2 separate regions of the Homo sapiens genome follow, and region 1 is linked to region 2. The links are chromatin contacts, found by Hi-C in ENCODE. All regions are on one chromosome and are shown on one strand. The core of a region is the stretch at or near the end of the contact, and the rest is flanking DNA. Distances in the headings are between cores, read along the strand shown.

Region 1 (6,094 bases), core at 3,053-5,552, 70 kb after region 2:
TGGAAGCCACAGCTGTTTCTTTCATTTGCTATTCCTGTTTTCCTGTTTACCCCTTTAGTAGGTAACCAACTGTTACTAGTTAATAATTATTATTTATTATTTTTATTTTTTGGAGACAGAGTCTTACTCTGTTACTCAGACTGGAGTGCAGTGGTGAGACCACGGCTCACTGAAGCCTCCACCCCAGGGCTCAGATTATCCACCTCAATGCCTGCGGAGCTGGGACTACAGGTGTGGGACACCACATCCAGCTAATTTTTTTATTTTTATTTTTGGTGGAGACGGGGCCTCACTGTGTTACCCAGGCTAGAATAATTCTTTATATTGTCTACATGTGATGTTCACAAGCAAGGGTTTAGTTCATGAGAGGAGTATACATGACGGTTATGCCTTTCTCGTGCTCGAAAGCAGTTCCAGGAGGCTTAGGGGAAGGAGCCGGAACAGAAGGCAACTGGGAGCAGAAGAAGCGAGGGAGGGCTTCCTGCTACCTGTTGCTGTCCTTGACCTAAGGAAAGAAACTGAAACAAAATTAACATAGAGAGGTTATTTGGCCCAAGGTTGAGGACCGTGGCCGGGACGCACTTCCAGGTTGCTTTGGGAAGTGCTCTGCTTGGCCTGTTAGTAGTAGGTTCTTAAAGGCAAAGGGGGCAGGCACAGTGGTTCATGCCTGTAATCCCAGCACTTTGGGAGGCCGAGGTGGGTGGATCATTTGAGGTCAGGAGTCTGAGACCAGCCTGGCCAACATGGTGAAACCCTGTCTCTACTAAAAATACAGAATTTAGCCGGGCATGGTGGCACATGCCTATAACCCCAGCTACTCAGGAGGCTGAGGCAGGAGAATAGCTTGAACCCAGGAGGTGGAGGTTGCAGTGAGCCAAGGTCACGCCACCGCACACCAGCCTGGGGGACAGAGCAAGACTGTGTCTCAAAAAAAAAAAAAAAAAGGCAAAGGTGATCAGGAGTGGCTAATACAGGAATTCTCACTGGTTTACAGAGATGACATTGGTTAGTGATTGGTTCTACAGGGTTGGATTATAAGGTATGAGTTTTGGTGTCCAGCGTATGGATTTTTATGGCTTCTTGGCATCAGTTAGTCCAGAGCCCATATAGCAAGTGGCTTCAGGAGGTAATTATTTAGCTCAAGGGGGCAGTGAGACATGACTGCTGTTTCATTTCAGTTCCTCTCTGGGAATGATAATTAAAGGGGGCTCACATTCCTCATGTTTACCTGCTATCCTCAGATAAAATTTCTTTGCTTTCTCACTGTGGTCCAGAAAGTCTGGGCTTTGGTGGAAGTCCCTATTATAGTTGAAGCTGGATCAACGCACATCAGTGTTATCGTGATCCACAAAGGAGGCACCTGCTCTGACGATCTGGGGGTGGCAGCAGGAGAAATCTGGTTTTCCAAATGTGCCCCTTGAGGCCACTGAGCTCAGGACTTCTTTTACACAGATCAGATGACTTTAATGCAAGGGAGGTCCTGCCTGGCTCCTCTCACTGTCTTAGATGAATGGACCATTATCCGTGGTGGAGGAACTAGGTGCCAGCGACCACAGCTCTCAGGAGAGCCGAACGAGCTACTCCAGCTGGGTGAGGTCAGCTGGGACTGACATTGGAAATGTCCTAATATCAATGTGTGTTTTCCTTGTAGGGTGGGAGATGTGCTGGACACTTTGATTTTCTAACTTTCTTTTACCGCAATGTAATATTACCAGCTAGTGACCCCAAATCCCAAAGTAGGTAATACACATATTTAAATAAGCGATGTTTATAACTAACAAAAATACTGGAGGCAGAGGATTATTTCCAATATTGCACATTTATTCAGAAGTACAGAAAATAACACTGTACATTATATAATAGTATGTAAACACTCTAGAACTTGACTTGAATAATAAAACATTCTATTAAGAAAGAAATATTGCTCATGAAGATTTTTGTGCCCAGCTTTCCCAAGTCAGAGGCCCTCATTTATGTCACAACAGCAAGGTGGCAGGGAATCAGAACTGGCATGCATTCTACAACCTTCACAGCACTGGAGAGATGGACAAGACTCCATGGTGGTGGCTTTGGCCTGGCTGTTCGTGGCCCAACACACCTTGTCTGGGTTGTGATTTTTTACAGCCACAGCATCAGGGTCCTTTGCAGCTCTTAAGAAAAGACACACAAAGCTCAGGCTTAGAATTTTTCTTCTCAGTCCATTTGTTAGAATTGTTGGGGGTATCTGGGAAGTTTAGTGCTGAAGCCAATCAAACATGAACACCAGCCCTACATTAAGGCTCTCTCCCTTGTCTCAAATTCCTCTTGAATCCCTTCCTCTCCTACGACTGCTATAAATGTAAACTCAGGTTACAAAAGTAAGGGTAAGTGAATTGCAAGCAATCACCCAGCTGGTGACTGCAGGCCCCCGAGATGCAGGAATGATGGGAAGGTGCTGCATTCAGCTGTGCCCCAGGCTCCGGGATGTGTCTCTGTGAACCCCTTAGAATGGACTGTGTCTGACAACCAACCTCTCTGGTACTTGAAGAGTCTTCTCCCCAAACTGTAATTGTCTTTTGTTCAACCTACATTCCCTTTTCTTTCTGCTGTCTCCCAGGATATTCACACATGTCAGCTGTCCCAGAGTCCTAAAGATCCACCTCTTTGTTCTCAAGGCCACCAGAAATAAATGAAGGAACACTCTGAGAGCTCCCAACTCAGGCAAGAGGAGATCAATCCAGCCCATCCTCCGCATGAGCACAAGGCAGAGGCTCATTAATGCAGTCTCCCTACGGAGTCTTCAGCCTACGGTGCCCAGGGGAGGTACTGGCCAAGGTGCTGAACAGAGTGGGGCACTGGCCAAGGTGCTGAACAAAGGGAGGCTTGGCCAAGGTGCTGAATTAAACACCTGATGGTAAACTCATTGAGGTCCAGTGACAGCCAAGCACCACTGACACTCACAGCCTTAAACTGAGAACATTCTACAAACCCCCGGCAGAAGGGTAAAAGATTTTACACTCAGCTGCCATTTCTGCCTTTTCAAAACTGCTTCTTGTTCTTGTCCTCACTCACTCAGGGGTATGGCCACAGCAGAAAGGAATGACCTTGCTCAAATAGGGAGTCCAGGTATCCCATTTGAGGAGGTGTAATTCATTTTCCCCCACATGACTCACTTTAGTGCCTTAGCTACTTTGAAGTAAAGACAGAACACAACACTTAGGAGCACCATCGCGGCAACCAGTAAGCTGCTTCCGATGCCGATCATGATCTTCGTCCTGAGATCAAACATCTTTGCCATGCCTAAGGAGAAAGTGCAGGGAAGCAGAACGTGGCCTTCCTCCCCACACAGCCACTAAACAACCTTCCGTTAGTAGAGGAAGAGTGAACCCCAGACACATGTAAACTGCAAGCAAATCTTTCCAGAGAGTCCTAGGATCCTAAGCTGGTCCAGGGGCAGACAAAAGGACTTATTTATGGGTAAAAATGGACTTAAATGCAAACTCCAGAGGGAAGGAAATCATAATGACAGACAGTGGGAAGAATCTTTCCCTCTCACAGGCATGATGTGCAGCTGGAAATGACCACAGGCCTGCCTTGGAGCTGATGACTTCACTCCCCACCACCTGGGCCCTGAAATATGTTCACTCAGAGGGTCAGAAGTCACCCCTCACTGTATATTAGGTTTAAAATTATTTTATGAAACTAAGAGAATTAGTTTAAAAAGTATTGTCCAACAATACTGAGAATATGAAAATCTATTTTGTAAGTGATAAGTATTTTGGGAAAAACAGTTTTCAATTTTCCCACCAACAACTGGGTTATCTCAGGGTTTAAGGAGATTCCTGACACTTCCAGCCAAACCTTTGCCAGGGCTCAGAAATGGGACGTGGTCTGCAGAGACCAGGAGCCAGCTTATTCAGGAGCCCCTGTCCCTCATTCTGTCTTCCTAGTAGACCATAGGCCTACCTCTGCCATTTTTCCTAGTAAATACTAAATTCTCCCAGGAAACCCAATTTGTTTGGAATAAGTAATTTGCTTAATCTAACACTGTGAAACTGAGGAACAGTGAGCCAGGAGAGAAGAATAACCAATCTGATAGCTAAGCATACTTACTACAGTTCAACCATCCAGAGCTAGATGAAGGCCAATTGTAACAATAAAATTAAGGGAAAAAAACCTCTAGGGCATCGGATATTTGGAACTTCTCAAACCTGTAATCTGAGAAAGAGGGACCTAATTATCCCTGCTAGGAGTAATTAAGATCCAAGGTTGAACAGCTCAGCTCACTTTTGGAAGCTCAGGCTCAGCCAGAGCTGGTAGAATGGGCCTATTCTGACATTCATGCCACAGGCTGTGTGACATCAGCTCTCGGGACACCAGCTGTCTTTCATGGAGTTCTGAATTCTATTCCATAGGTATATTTTTGCTTTTGTGAAATATAAATACTATTTTGAATCACTTAATTCTAAGTCTTTCACCTTTTCAGGTCTTATTTCCCTTCCATTAATTTTTGGAGTTTGACTGCTAATCAAAATCAAGTTTGAGATTTCAATTTAGCAAATAAAAGAAAAAGAAATGTGGGAAGGGTAAAATAACCTCACATTTAAATTTCAATTATAGAAGACTGGTTAGACTTTAGATTTTAGTTGCACAATGAAATAATATGGAGCCGTTTACTAGGATTCAAGCACACTTCCATTGACATGGGAAGATTTTAATGCTTTATAGTTAAAAAAAGTACAAAAATGAAAGTTGAACAGGATATCTGTTCTAGTCTGGTTTGTATGATTTTAAGGTACTTATATCCAGCCAGTGTAGTAAAATTAAATGAAGAGACACCAGGTTCAAGGAAGATTGTGTAGACATGTTTCTCCCTGCTAAGCATAACTATTATTCCTGGAAATAACACAAATCAAACAAAGGAGAACTCTGAAATTGGAAAGGAGAAAGCAAACTACTAGGGACCCCAGGCCTGGGTAAGCTCCATAGCAGTAGAACAGGGGAGGTAGACAGGCCTGGTGTTTTCCAATGCTCAATCTAGCTTATTCCATTCCCGGATTTAATGTGAGTCCTGCTGACAACCCCAGGCTTTCCCAGCAGCAGTGGCAAGTTGGGTGGATTGTGAACCCCATTGGCAATAAGCCTGCAGGGGAAGTGCTCATCTTCCTTGCTAGTCATGAGACTCCCCTCCTCAGACCCTGCAGGGATCTGACCACATTCAGTGACCTAGCCCAGGAAGCACTCTGTTCCCATGTGCTAGAGACCCCCCTGGACTCCAGGTGGCTCCAGCTTGGGGACCCTCCTTCTGTCCCTCAGGCAGCACTTTCGGGGACCTAGAAGCCCCAGTGACACCAGATAAATGAAGTAGACCAAAATATCACCACGAAACCTCTGAAAATTAAATTGGAATTGGAATCTAATCCCACAAAAGTAAGCCAGGATCTGCATGCTAAACCTAGTCAGTGACTAACTAATAAAATAAAATATTTAAATAGGACCTAGAGTCTCCTAGCATAAAGTCAAAATGTCCATGATTCAATGAAAATGGTATTACGGGTATTATCGCCCGTAATACCAATAACCAGAAAAGTCACGCCCGAATGAGAAGAGACAATGAATTGATGTCCTGAGCATGGAATAAGTTTGGTGTGGTCAAGGAACAAGAAAAAGGCCATTTGACTGGAGATGCATAAAAGCGAAGATGGCAGGAGAGGACTTGGAAAAAATTGGCCAAGGATACCAACATGCAGGGCTTCGAGCTCTAGTATAATCTTAGATTTTTTTTCTGCCTGTTACAGAACATCCTTGGAAGATGTTGATTGGGATTTTAGTAAGAAACTCATGCAACCTGGCTGGGGAGGCTGTGCTTTTAAACATAGACCAGTGGTTACAGAAGAGAAAACTGAGGTCAAGTAAGGTCAAATACTTTCTCCAAAGTTACATAACAAGTAAGTGACTAAGGTGGAAGGAGAATTCAGGTTTCTTTACCTAGTGTTTTTTCCTATAAGCCATCTTGAGCATGTATCTTCTGAGGGTATTTGGAGAGATGATCTCAGAATGGGCAGAAAACTAAAATCCTAGGCTTCCTTGCTTGATGAAGGCATGGGACTGTCTT
Region 2 (6,296 bases), core at 704-3,203:
TGCTCCAGAAATGTATATTAAATGGATGACTGACTGAATAAGTGAATAAATGAAAGAACTTATTTATCATCCAAGAGAAAGGTGGAGTCAAAATAGTCTGGCTAAGATATAATAATGCAGGTTTTCCCCTGAAATGGGAAAGGTAGTAGACAGCAAAAAGATCAGGTGAAAAGTCTCTGGGTCAAGAAGAAAAGACCTCAGGCTAACAAATGAGTTGATATGGGATGGGGAAAGATGGAGGAAACAAACTGAGGGGAATAAACAGCTTGAGAATACAAGTAATCTTGTGCTGGTCAAGGGCTGTGGAGAATCCTGACATAGTTAAGAAATCTAAGCTGGAGGGAAAACACGAGGACAGGGGAGTGAGAACTCTCACTTGCCTGCCCATGCCTTACCACCACTGAGATTACACTACATACAACAAACACATCAGCTAAACCCACTAAATTGGAAACACATATCACTTCCTAAGTGAGCAGATGAGTCCCACAGTCTTTGTCCATAGGAAAAGCGTGGAAAAAACAACATAATACAAGTGAAGGGAAAGCCAGCAAATACAACAATCCCTATCGACAACTTTCAGCTTTCTCCGAAGTGTTGAAAATACTATCATCCAGGTCAATCCTGCGCTATCCTGACACTGCACTTACTTCACAATTAACCAAGAATGAGAAAGTAGATACACCTTGCTGGAGAGCCCATGCACCAAATGTACTGTATTTTTGTATATATACTTAGAAAGTAGAGTCACATAACATTTGCATTTGATTTCTGTAAATTCATCTACATTAGGCATTAAACAACAAAAATAATAATGTTAACATTTCAGAATATTTCAAAGAGTATTTACTCAAGAGTGAGCATGAGAAACACGAATGTAATCTACTCTTCCCCCAGTGGTCTCAGTTTCCACATGCTTCTCCAAGAGGATGTATCTCACTGTGCTGAGTGTGAGATGAGGAGGGCTTAAAGAGATGTATTTGGAACATACAAGTTTTTCCGTAAATACAAACCCATTACTTCCTCTGGTGGTCAACTAAGAAACAGCCATCCTTCCCAAAGCTGGCAGAGGCAGATTTACTTTGAGATGAACAAAGATTAAGCTTCATAGGTCTGATAATGCATTTGTACAGCCTCTTTCTATCGTTCTGAGGGACCCCAGAAATTTTGTTACTTATAGTTTTTATTCCTTTTCTTAAAGAGGATTCCTCAAATTACAAAACCTGAATCCACCCGTAGCTAGACGTTCAAGTTTTAGAACTTCTTTCCCTCTCCTAAGGAGAAACTTCCTAAGGGATTTTCGACAGTGCATTTGACTATAGGGGCTTTCCACCTTGCACGCTGACTTGAGAACCTGACCCTGTCTGAAGACTCAACTGTATAGAATATACAACATATACATGCATCAAATATACAGATAAGCATCTAAAATGCATCGTTCTAACAGTTGGCTTTGTAACCACTTTCTACAGCCAACGCATTCACCCTCTGCAGTAACTATGTTAACCCAGCTCCACTTTTCTCGAACTTCACCTCCCACACCAAGCAATGGGCGCTCATGGCAAATCACCCAGGACCGCGTGGACGCGAGTGTCCCCGCCCCGCCCCGCCCCGCCCCGCCCCGCCCCGCGGCCCAGGCCCCGCCCCTCCGTGCTGACCGCCGGTCGCGCTCTTGCCCCGGCGAGAAACGCGTCGGGCATGACGTCATCATACGCGACAACACCGATGGCCCAACCCTGCTCCTGCTGCAGCCGGTGGGCGAGGGCGCGCGCGAAAGTCGATTTTCCTGCCGCGGGGAGGCCACAGAGGACGCAGAGGCCTCGTTTCCGCGGCCCGTCGCTGCCGGTTCCTCTGATGTTCTCGGCGGTCTTCATGCTGCCCGGGGAGACCGGAGGAGTCTGGGAGCGTCGTCTCCGCTCTACCGTCTGCCCTGCGCGCACGCGCAGCGTCTCCGCCGCCTACCGGCGCAGTGGAGGAACTGGCCTAGCTGGGTTTCCGTGCGGCCCCAGAGGCACCTGCTCCACCGGTGCCCTGCTTGCTCCCAGGGACCAGAGGCTGGAGAGACCGCGGCGCTGCGTTCCTAGCTCCTGGACATTCCCAAGGGGTCCCAGAGTTAGGATTGATCTTCAAATAGAATCACCCTCCCTGCCGAAAGTTGCCAGCCAGTAGGATTGGCGCCTCAGTTTTGTTAGGATGAGGTCTTTCTGCTTAGGAAAATCCCAAAAGAGACGTTGAGCCTTTCCCTCCAGCAATCTTTCGAAAATAAGTTACTGGAAATCAAAGAATAGAAGGCGAGGCTGACAGTCCGACCACCGCGCTCCTTTGCGGTTCCCAGATGTGAAGAGTGCAAGGGCAAAGTAAACATTCGTTATTGTGCCCTCACAGCACCAGTGGGCAGCAAGCGTGAAGAAATATTGTCAGGAAAGGCACATCCACAGACCTCAATTCCAGTGCATGCAGACAGAGAACAATAGGTGTTTGTGTTAAAAAGTAATACTAAGCTATGGAGAGGTACAAAACAAGTTTTTGTTTTTTGTTTGTTTTTAAGACGGAGTCTCGCTCTGTCGCCCAGGCTGGAGTGCAGTGGCGCAATCTCGGCTCACTGCAACCTCTGCAACCTCCGCCTCCTGGGTTCACGCCATTCTCCTGCCTCAGCCTCCGAGTAGCTGGGAATACAGGCGCTTGCCACCAGGCCCAGCTAACTTTTTGTATTTTTAGTGGAGACGGGGTTTCACCATGTTAGCCAGGATGGTCTCGATTTCCTGACCTTGTGATCCGCCCGCCTCGGCCTCCCAAAGATTACAGGCGCAAGCCACCGCGGCTGGCCAAGTTTTTTTTGTCTGGGGGTGTGTTGTAGAAAAATTGAATTCAGATTACAGTTTTTTGTTTTTTGAGACAGCGTCTCACTCTCTCGCCCGGACTGGAGTGCAGTGGTCCGATCTCGGCTCACCGCAACCTCCGCCTCTCAGGCTCGAGGGATTCTCCTGCCTCAGCCTCCCGAGTAGCTGGGATTACAGGCGAACACCACTACTGCCCAATTAATTTTTGTATTTTCAGTAAGAACGGGGTTTCCTCATGTTGGACAGGCTGGTCTTGAACTGACCGCAAATGATCCACCCGCCTCGGCTTCCCAAAGTGCTGGTATTACAGGCGTGAGCCACCGCGTCGGGCCTAGATTCCAGATTCTTTTATCCTTATATTTTAGGGGATAATTCCTTCTTACCTGTAAAGGGTATGTTCAAAATGTGAAGACGTAAGGACAAAATCAGTGTATACTGTGTCAAAATATGACGAGTAACCTGCTAAAGCTGATATAATTTGTATGAAGCACTTACAAATAATCTCATTTTCCTTTGGACTGAAAGTGAAGAGCAATGAGTTAAACTCTTTATTTCATGACATTTTATCATTATTGGTCCAGTATAAGGTCCCTCTCCTTAATTTGCCCCTCCCCCACTTTTTTAAGAGACAGGGTTTTGCTTTGTCACCCAAGCTGGAGTGGAACCATAGCTCATTGTAACCTCGAATTTCTAGGCTCAAGCAATCCTCCTATCTCAGCCTCCTGAGTAGCTGGGACTATAGGCATGTGCCATTGAGCCTGGCTCCACTGTCTTTTATCTCCCATCCTCCACATCCACACCCATTTAACCCCTGCAGGCAACCGGTTTTTTTTTTCTTTTTATCATAGTTATTTTTGTTTTGGTTATGTATTTTTTTTAAATAGGCTTTATTTTTTAAAGCAGTTTTAGGTTCACAGCTAAACTGAGCAGAAAGTAGAGTTCTCATATACTCCTTCCCCTCCTCATTCATAACCTCCCCCACTATCAACATCCTTCACCAGAGTGATACATTTGTTACAATCAATAATCAATGAACCTACATTGACACATCATTATCACCTAAAGGCCATAGTTTACTATTGGTGTAAAATAGTTTACTATTGGTATTGGGGTTTACTCTTGGTGTACATTCTGTAGGTTTTGGCTATGTATAATGACACATATCCATCAGTACAGAATAGTTTCACAGCCCAAACATCCTCAGAGCACAGAGCACAAACATCCTCTGTGCTCCATCTGTTTATCCTCCCTCTCCTCTAACCCCTGACACCATTGATTTTTGTGTGTGTGTCTCTGTAGTTTTGCCTTGTCCGGAATAACATACAATTATATAATTGTAATCACACAATTTTAATTTGCTTCTTTTACTTAGTAATATGCATTTAAGGCTCCTCTATGTCTTTTTATGGCTTGACAGTGCATTTCTTTTTAGCCATGAATAATATTCCAATGTCTAGAGGTACCACAGTTTAGTTTTCCACTCACCTACTGAAGGACATCTTGGTTGCTTCCAAGATTTGGCAATTATGAATAAAGCTGCTATAAACATCCATGTGCAGGTTTTTGTGTGGACGTAAATTTTCAACTCATTTGGGTAAATATCATACCAAGAAGCGTGACTGCTATATCATACAGTAAGAGTGTTTAGTTTTGTAAGAAACTGCCAAACTGTCTTCCAAAGTGGCTGTACCATTTTGCATTCCAGTCAGCAATGAATGAGACTTCTTACTGCTCCACATCCTCCCTCATATTTGGTGTTGTCAATGTTTTGGATTTTCGTCATTCTAGTAAGTGTGTAGTGGTATCTCACTGTTCTTTTAGTTTGCATTTCCTTACTGACATATGATGTTAAACATCTTTTTTCTTTTTTTTTTTTTTTTGTGAGACAGAATCTTGCTCTGTCACTCAGGCTGGAGGCAGATCATGGTTCACTACAGCCTCAACCTCCCAGGCTCAAAGCAATCCTGCTGCTTCAGCCTCGTGAGCAGCTGGGACTACAGGCATGCACCACCATGCCTGGCTAATTTTTATTTTTATTTTTGTAGAGATGAGGTCTCCCTATGTTGCCCAGGCTGGTCTCAAACTGCTGGGCTCAAACAAACCTCTGCACCACCATGCCTGGCTAATTTTCATTTTTGTAGAGATGAGGTCTCCCTATGTTGCCCAGGCTGGTCTCAAACTCCTGGGCTCAAACCTCATGCCTCAGCCTTCCAAAGTGCTAGGATTACAGGCGTGAGCCACTATGCACAGCCAAACATCTTTTCATATGCTTATTTGCCATCTGTACATCTTCTTTGGTGAGGTGCCTGTTCAGATCTTTTTGCCTATTTTATTTACCATTTTTGAGATGGGGTCTCACTACATTGCCCATGCTGGTCCCAAACTCCTGGGCTTGAGCAGTCCCCCACCTGAGTAGCTGGGGTTACAGGCATGCACCATTATGCCTAGCTTCTTTTTGCCCATATTTAAATTGGGTTGTTTTCTTGTTGTTCAGTTTTAAGCGTTGTTTGTATATATTGGACAACAGTCCTTTTTACAAGATCCCTTTGGCAAACATTTTCTCCCAGTCTGTGGTTTATCTTTTCATTCTTGTCACAGTGTCTTTTGGAGAGAAGTTTTTAATTTTAATGAAGCCCAGTTTACCAATGACTTCTTTCATGCATCATACCTTTGGTGTTTTATCAAAAATATCGTCACCAAGCCCAGTCTTCTAGATTCTCTGTTATCCTTTAGTCTTATAGTTTTGGGATTTACATTTTGTTCTATGATCCATTTTGAGTTAATTCTTGTGAAGGAGGTAAAGTCTGTGTGTAGATATCTAGTTTCAGCACCAGTTGTTGAAAAGACTATTTTTTTGTCCATAGCATTGCCTTTGCTCCTTTGTCAAAGATCAGTTGACTGTATTTATGTGGGCTCTCTATTCTGTTCATTGATCTATTTGTCTATTCTTTTGCCAATATGACACTATCTTTATTATTATAGCTTTATAGTAAGTCTTGCAGTTGGCTACTGTCAGTCTTCTAGTTTTGCTCCTTCTTTAATATTGTGCTGGCTAGCCTAGATCCTTTGCCTTGCCACATAAACTTTAGAATCACTTTGTTGATATCCACAAAACAGCTTGCTGGGGTTGAGACTGTGTTGAATCTATAGATCAAGTTGGGAAGAAATGACATCTTGACAATATTATTTCTATTCATGAACACGAAATATTTTAGTTTATTTCTTTCAACAGAGTTTTGTAGTTATCATCATGTAGATTTCATGCATATTTTAAAAATTTTATACCCAATAAAAAGAAGCTTTAAATTTAAGTATTTCATTTTGGGGGGTGTTCATGTAATGGTATTGTGTTTCTAATTTGAAATTTCACTTGTTCATTGCTGGAATTAAGAAAGTGGTTGATTTTTATGTCTTGACCTTGTATCCTAAAACTTTGCAATAATCATGTATTAGTTC

Evidence for each region. Hi-C counts contacts between places; a loop is a spot of excess contacts on that map. Pooled maps may share reads with other maps.
Region 1: a pooled map shows a loop between it and region 2 (10-fold over the local background). The contact joins the promoter of FAM24A here to the promoter of PSTK in region 2. A Hi-C loop is called at or near these places in 5 of 50 pooled maps.

The regions. Positions count from the first base shown.
Region 1 is chr10:122,908,818-122,914,911 of GRCh38, reverse strand. FAM24A (family with sequence similarity 24 member A) reads right to left here and starts at 4,302. Exons shown (of 3, transcript NM_001029888.3): 1 at 4,093-4,302; 2 at 3,153-3,279; 3 at 1,801-2,150. The coding sequence starts at 3,277. The coding sequence ends at 1,958. RefSeq lists a silencer at 2,725-3,019.
Region 2 is chr10:122,976,058-122,982,353 of GRCh38, reverse strand. It overlaps PSTK (phosphoseryl-tRNA kinase), which reads right to left and starts at 1,953. Exons shown (of 6, transcript NM_001363531.2): 1 at 1,659-1,953. The coding sequence starts at 1,874. RefSeq lists an enhancer at 1,622-1,941.